Regions from separate parts of the Homo sapiens genome. Here region 1 is linked to region 2. A link is a contact called in ENCODE Hi-C or POLR2A ChIA-PET data. All regions are on one chromosome and are shown on one strand. The core of a region is the stretch at or near the end of the contact, and the rest is flanking DNA. Distances in the headings are between cores, read along the strand shown.

Region 1 (3,951 bases), core at 190-2,689, 250 kb after region 2:
CTTCTCAGATTGATGGAAGCCGTGACCAACCCCAATCAACCCTGAGAAACTTCCCCTCCAGTGCTTTAGTGGCTGCCAGTTCCATCCTTCCAGTTGCTCAGCAACAAATTTTGAGGAGGAGGAAAAAAATACAATTACATTTAGAATTCTAAATGTGACAAATACATAAATGATGTATTACTAAATATAGTTGTTACTAAAATACTACTATAAATAAGAAATAGTCTGCACTCCTAGAAAATCCAAGAAAATCAACTGAGAAACTATTAGAAACCAGTAAGAGAATTCGATATTGGTGTATAGGACTTACTGAATAAAAAGATTAAAATTCTACAAAAGAACATAAAGCAAGACTTGAGTAAATAAGACATAACCTTTTCTTAGACCAAAAGACTCAATAATGTAAAGATGTCAATTCTCCCTAATCCAAAACATAAATTTAATGTATTCTCAATGAATATTTCAACAGAATTTTCATACACAAAAATTAATTTACGGGAATATTTGAGAAAAGTCTGGGGGTAAAAAGATTAAACACTAGTTCTACCAAGTGCTAAAATGTATTATAAAGCTATGAAACAAAATAGCGTTGTGCTAACAAACAAAATGAACAAATGGTTTAGTATTTGTAGATACAAAGAATGGAAAAAAATACAGAAACATATACAAAGTTAAATCCAAGATATTTCAAAAGTGAACGACATTTCAAAGAAAACCAAAGAAGAAAAGGTAACAGTAGCCCAGAAAGGAGTTAGGGACTCTGGCTAACACCTAGGATGGGGTCGGGTACTCTGAGACAACCTAGCAACCTAGCAGTGAGAGAACAGACACAAACTCCCTGAGGCCAATTTAGCAACATCCATCAAAATTACAAACGCCATACCCTTTGACCCAGTAATTCCTGTTCTGGGAATTCATTTAGCTGATATTCATACACATGTTCCAAGAGACACTTAAACGCATATTCACTGCAACATCATTTGTGATGCTGGCACACGGGAAACAACTTAAGTACACACCCCTTGGGGACTCATTAAATAATAAGATCTACACAGCAGAATACTACATGGCAGTTAGTAAACATCTTGGCCACACATCAGAGTCACCTGGAAAGTTTCTGAAAATCCAGACATGACACAGAAGAGGCCACACTCAGACCAATTAAATCAGATCTCTAGAGCAAGGACCCAAGCATTTTATTTTATTTTATGTTTTATGGACCAAACAATATGAACATCAGCATTTTAACGTAGCGGAGAATCTCAGGGCAAACCACCCAAAGGCAAACTAGGTTCCACTGCTCAACAACATGAGCCTGGGTCAGTTTCCTAAACTACAAAATGGGAAGGCAACAGAACGGCCTCAAAGAGTTGTGAGGACAGTGAAAAACCTATGTGTACACTAAGGAGAAGCTACCTGGCAACAGGAAGTATTCAGTCAGTGTCAGCTGCTTATCTAGTGCAAGGGTTCACAGCACATTCCAGGGATATGACAAAGGCAACATTCACTGATGTGCTTTTGTCTGTGCATGTGTACTATATATAGTAGGGAAAATATATACATACATATAAAATATTAAAATTTTGCAAAAGATGATATTGAACAACAGTCATCTTTAGGAAGAACCTGCTTCTATTACATACTCTCCTAACTTTCAAAAATGTTACCCTAAATCCAACTCCAACTTATAGGAAATAGGACAAAGGACATGCTAAACCACATGTGGGTAATAATCAGCAAAATCCAGCTAGTGGGAAATACAAACAAACAACTTGATTTACTTTACCAAATAAATTTTGAGGGAAAAAAAAGAGAGAAAAATGGAGGGTTGACTATGAGGCATTGGTGTTTGGAGCCTTATTAGTAGCCTGATTCAAACAAAACTTTCTTTTAATTAGGACACTATAAGAAAACTGGAAGTTTAAACAGTGGCTGAAAATATTTACAGATGAAATGATACAAGGCAGAATTTGTTTCAAAATAAACCAGGAGGGAGAAAAGCAGGCTGCTGTTGGAACTGGGCAATGAGCACATGAGGAGTCATGTTCTTCTGTCTACTGTCTTTTGTATTTCAAATTCTACCTAATAAACATTTTGTGAAGTACATATATTACCTTTCCAACATCAAAAAAAAAAAAAACCAAGCTAGCATAAAAAGAAGAACTATTATTATAGAAAAATATTCAAATAGAAGTTGGTTATTTTAAAAGAAATTGGCTAGTTTTTAAAAAGTATCTCTCAGATAGTAGGGTAATTAGTTGCTTTTTTCTAACACATCAATGCAAATAAATCCTCAGTTAGTCCACGAGGTAGTTCTGCTTCAATTCCCAATAACTCTCTGGCCCTACCTTCTAAATGTATGATTTTAAGCAAAGCACTTGACCATTGTACATCTCAATTTCTTCACCTGTAAAAAGGAAGCAGATCACTGGTTCTCAATTTTTGGAAATACACATTTTTCCAGGGGAAAAACTCCACAGATGATTCTAACACTCCTCTTCCTCCTCCCTGACCACATGCTCCCTGAACCCATCCAACTCTGAAAACGTTAAGATACCAGGTTATTTTCTGATATAACTTCAATATCCAGCAAACTCAACACTGCTTTCTAAAAATGAAGCATATAACCTTCACTGCAAAATAAAAATAAACTGCAAAATAAAAAATAAAAATGCAATGTTTCTTGTGAGAATTTTTTAAAAGTCCTCCTAACAACTTAAATCAGGTTTTCCTGACTTGTGATTTAAGTCAAATCGCTTGGAGGCTTCTTATGCCTGAGCTTTCTTAAAGAAGGTGCAGTTTCAGGGTGAATCACTGGAAAGGTGAAATAGCAGCTATGACACAAGATGACACTGAGCCAGGTGGCCTAAGGCTCAATCCCCAGGTGGGGTCCACAGATAGCTGAATCTGAGGGGAAACAGACAGACATCCCTCAACCCCTGGCTTTCTATTCATTATTCTCTCTCAGTGCATACTATGCAGCATATGCCCTCATCCAAGGACAAGAGCCACTTCAGGTAGACAACACTCAACAGTGTACATCACAAATTCATTTCTTTTTTTTTTTTTTTTTGAGACGAAGTCTCGCTCTGTCACTCCAGCTGGAGTGCAGTGGCATGATCTCAGCTCACTGCAACCCCCGCCTCCTAGGTTCAAGCAATTCTTCTGCCTCAGCTTCCCGAGTAGCTGGGACTACAGGCATGCACCACCACACTCAGCTAATTTTTGTATTTTTAGTAGAGACAGGCTGTCACCATACTGGCCAGGCTGGTCTACATCACAAATTCAAAATCAGCAAAAGGCATGCAGGAAATGCTAAGGATACTCTGTTCAGCATAAAAGAAGATAAAGTGTAATAAAATTTTATAAATATACATACATGTATTTATGTATATGTTTACATGCATAAGAAAAAAACAGGCTGGATACAGACACTCATGCCTGTAATTCCAGCACTTTGAGAGGCTGAGGCAGGAGGATCTCTTAAGCCCAGGAGTTTGAGACCAGCCTGGGCAACACAGGGAGTCTCGTCTCTACAAAAAATTTTTTAAAAATTAGCCAGGCATGGTGGTACACATCCGTGATCTCAGCTACTCAGGAGGCTGAGGTAGGAAGACAGCTTGAGCCCAGGAAGTCGAGGTTGCACTGAGCTACAATTGCACCGTGCTCCACTATATTCCAGCCTGGGCAACAGAGTAAGACTATGTCTCAAAAAAGAAAAGGGAAGAGGAAAAGAAAGAAGGAAAGAAAAGAAAAGCCATAGAAAATATCCCAAAAAGTTAATAGGAAGTGAAGGGATTTTCTTTATATACTCATCTGTATTTTCCAAATATTGTACATTGAGTATAATCAGAAAGAAAAATGAAAAGCTTTTTCTTTTTTAAGAGAAATAATAGTAACGATAATAGCTAGTATCTACTTGAGTGCACACTCTGTCAGGAATCATGCTAA
Region 2 (3,529 bases), core at 573-3,072:
GCCTCCCGAGTAGCTGGAACTACAGGTGCACACCACCACACCCAGCTAATTTTTGTGTGTGTATATTTTTAGTGGAGATGAGGTTTCACCATATTGGCCAGGCTGGTCTCAAACTCCTAACCTCAAGTGATCTGCCCACCTCGGCCTCCCAAAGTGCTGGGATTACAGGTATGAGCCACTGTGCCCAGCCAGAAGAGGGAATTCTCAGCACGCCTGGTGGTGGGGTTGCCTTTATCTCTCTCGCCAGACCTCTGGGAGCTCACACCACCAGGGAGCCCACCTGGCAGGTGACTGAGTCCACAAAGGAGGCGCCACATGCCCGGGTGTGCTCATGCATGTGTGTGGGGCACTGCCTGGGAACGCCTGTGCTGCACCTGTCTGCTCTGGGGCCTCATGTCCCCTGCTGCACAGTGACAGCAGGAGGAGCCCGATGGCACCTGAGGAGTGGGGTGCACACATGTTCATGTATGTGATCACATGCATGTGTGTACACGTGATTGTGCATTCATGTGCATGTATGGAAACATGCACATAAGCAGGACGGCATGTGAATGTGTGTAGATGAAGCTCATACATATGCATGAGCACCTGTGCATGTGTGTGTGCAGTGCCTATGAGCGTGCACGTGTCGTGTGTGCCTGTGTTGTGTGGCGTGGGCACATGTGCACTCTTGGGTTGTCCCTATCTGGAAAGGCCCTTGCTCCTGACCCAGCTGTACTTCTGCTGCCAGCTTGTCTCCCTTTCTTTCCTAACTTTCATCTAGACCATGTCATGGATGGTCCTCAGGGCAGTCTTGCTACACAAGCCCAGTTCCCACCCACCTGGTGGACCCCGGAAAGCTGGCCTCTAGGAAGGTAGGCTGCAGGATCCAGAAGCCCCTTCCCCTCCAGTTCCTGCTGCAGCCACCACGAGTCCCATTCCTGCCCCATTCCACCTGCCCAGCTCTAGGAAGGCACAGGGCTCTGTCCCAACACATGCTGTGGCTGTTCCTGTCCTTGCCCCTGGGCCCCAGGAAAGTAGCATATGACACTTGAGGCCCGCCCCCGCCCCAGCTGCTATGTTCCTGCCTCCTCTCCACCCTCTGCCTGGCACCTGCCTCTCCCCTGCCTCATGCCTCCACTTTCACCTGTCCTTTCCTGGAGGTGGCCCCAAGCTTCAGGTCTGACCTCTCTTCCACCTGTAGCCAGTCCTTCCAGCAGCCCCCAAGCCAGCCCCCACTAGGCTGCCTGGCTCTGCCCTCCTTGCATCAAGAGAGAAGTCTGGTGTCCACATGTCCCAAACACCTCCTGTCACTTAGTTAACCTCCCTTTCTAATGTACAGAGACAGCTGCCCCTCCCACTCCACAGGGGTTCTCAGGCGCACAGCAGCAGGCAGCTGGAATGGAGAAGAGAATGACATTATGTCATTTGGTTTCCAGTCTGCTTTGGTTCTATAGTCACCTTACACTAATGGTAAGTGAAACTAATCTTCTGTTTAATGAAGTAATATGCAGTGCTTTTAAACAAATTGTAATTAAAATGGGAGTTGATGGGAAGAGAAAGCGTGAAGTAAACAGAAGAGGAGATGCATGGTCAGAGTTCCAATCAAGAGTGGTAACCGTGCTGAAGTACGGGAAGCAGGTCCGTTGTGAGACCCACCCACCCATTCCACAGATGGGAAGCCTAGGCTGCCCCTGCCCTGCGGAATGGCGCTGCCCAGACCCCAGCTCAACCCAGCCCCCACTCTGCCTCCCCACATAGCACATGGGAGCTTTTGTGTCCTTGATATCCAGGCCCCTGAAGAAGGGCATGATCCCTGATGGAGGGAAAGGAGGGGGGCCCAACATGAAGAGGTGCCCGGGTCGGGAAACCTGCTGGCTGAGGACAAGCTGTCCTGGCAGTTCCAGAGACAAAGGGGAGGTGGTGGGCAGGGCCTGGGCTTGGAGGGGTCTGCACGAGCCAAGAGCCTCTGCAAGTCAGGCCTTCCAGGTGCCCTGACATGAACAGGAGCCTTTGCATTGCCTGTGGCTCTCTTGGGGTGAGGCAACAGGTCCAGGCAGGCCTAATGCGTCCAGGTGGGGTCAGAGCAGGTTCTCATCCTGGCCTGGACTCCTGGGACCCCAGGCTGGCCCCAAGCCCATCTCTCAGAGCCAGAGGTGGCTGCGGGAGGGAGGGCAGCTGCCCAGGGATCAGGCTGGATTGTGTATAATCCGCGATTAGAGAGCGTGGGTGGGGAGGAGACGGGGCCTGAGGCGGGCCGTGGGCACCTGCCCTATTTACACAGCTGGTGGGTGCCTTCTGGAGAAAGGAGGTGGAAAGGAGGCAGAAAGCTGGCCACCTGCCACCTGGGCCCAGGTGCCCCCAGGGCAGTACCCAGACTCTTCCTTTCCCTGAGTTCCGGAACATCTCACCCACCCCTTTCCCAGCCCTGCCCAGCCCCTCCCAGGAGGGCCACACGAATCTCCATCCTGCCCTGCTCACAGCTCCTTCCTGCAGCCCCCTCCTCCCCAGCCAAGCTCAGGGAAGACTCTGGAAGGGCAGGTCTGTGCTGTGGCCCCTGAAGGTGAGCCTGGACACCGAGCCCCGAGCTGGCCACTCCACACCCACCCTGGGCCCTGTCCTCAGAGGACTCACCCCAGATACTGCACAGACCTTGAGGGCAGGCTGCAGTCCTGGGCTGGGGTCATGCCAACCTGATGGGGTGACCTTCCAGGCAGGCTCCTTTGGGCACACCCCTCCACTTCTGCAAGGGCAGCAAGCCCCTTAAAATCAGATGAGCTGCTGTAGAAGTGGCAGGTGTCGGGGGTTCTGACCACTCCCAGAGGCTCTGCGGTGCACCCACCCCAGCTGCACGGCGGCCCCTCCCCATGCCTCCCTCCTTGAGTTCTGGTCGCCCAGGCACCCCGACCCTATCAGCATCAAGAACCTGGCCTCTCCCCTCAGCTGCTTGCCTCTGATCCCCTCAGTCAACCCCTGCTGGGGGTCCTCAGCCGACCACAGAAGCTCTGGGGGTGAGTACCCCTCCAGGGGCTGCCCCCTGCTCTCTCGGGCACCCAGGGTGGATCCAGTGCCCCTTTGAGCCTGCAGCCTGCATCCCCCTCCTCGAGCCGCTGCTCCTGTGGGTTCACTCTCCCCACACCCTTCTGCCCTGGCCGCCTGCAGCAGCCCCCAGGCCCAGCCTGCAGAGGGGACGGTGGCAAGCAGACCCCACCTGTCCCTCAAGTACTTACCTAGCCACTGCCCTGCCATGCCGAGCCCGTGGCCCAGCAGCCTCTTCTCTAAGAGTATCTCCACACCACCCCCAGTCTGGTGTCTCCCCACAGGTGGGGGTGGCAGCAGCCCTGGGATGTCATCCATCCCTGTAAGTGATACTGCGGGTAGTCGGCAGACAGACCGGGAGGTGGCCCAGCCTGGCTCCTCCCTGGCCGGGGAGGCTGCCCAGCCTGTGCTTCCTGTCCCGCCCGCTCTGTTTCAGCCTGGCCCCAGCTGCCCCCCAGATCCGCGCCTCCCGATCCCCACCTGCTCCCTGCTGTCTGGACTTGGACAGCTC

The links. Hi-C counts contacts between places; a loop is a spot of excess contacts on that map. ChIA-PET counts read pairs that join two places held with the same protein, here RNA polymerase II (POLR2A). Pooled maps may share reads with other maps.
Region 1: a loop to region 2 is called in a map of motor neuron, with 4 times the contacts of the local background. The contact joins two enhancer-like sites. A Hi-C loop is called at or near these places in 20 of 168 maps with a recorded cell type or tissue (CD14-positive monocyte, HCT116, OCI-LY7 and 15 more), 3 of 37 single-sample maps with no recorded cell type and 13 of 50 pooled maps. POLR2A ChIA-PET finds 5 or more read pairs at or near these places in 6 of 52 experiments (BJ, MCF 10A, OCI-LY7 and 3 more).

Annotation. Positions count from the first base shown.
Region 1 is chr7:44,472,057-44,476,007 of GRCh38, forward strand. All of the region lies in intron 2 of NUDCD3 (NudC domain containing 3), which reads right to left. Among named protein-coding and RNA genes, the nearest start is that of NUDCD3, 17 kb to the right of the region's middle. Within about 2 kb of position 1,440, at least 4 of the 41 ENCODE cell types and tissues checked have a DNase peak (open chromatin) inside an H3K27ac peak, as active enhancers do.
Region 2 is chr7:44,222,554-44,226,082 of GRCh38, forward strand. The region is part of intron 20 of CAMK2B (calcium/calmodulin dependent protein kinase II beta); the gene reads right to left. Among named protein-coding and RNA genes, the nearest start is that of YKT6, 23 kb to the left of the region's middle. Within about 2 kb of position 1,823, at least 4 of the 41 ENCODE cell types and tissues checked have a DNase peak (open chromatin) inside an H3K27ac peak, as active enhancers do.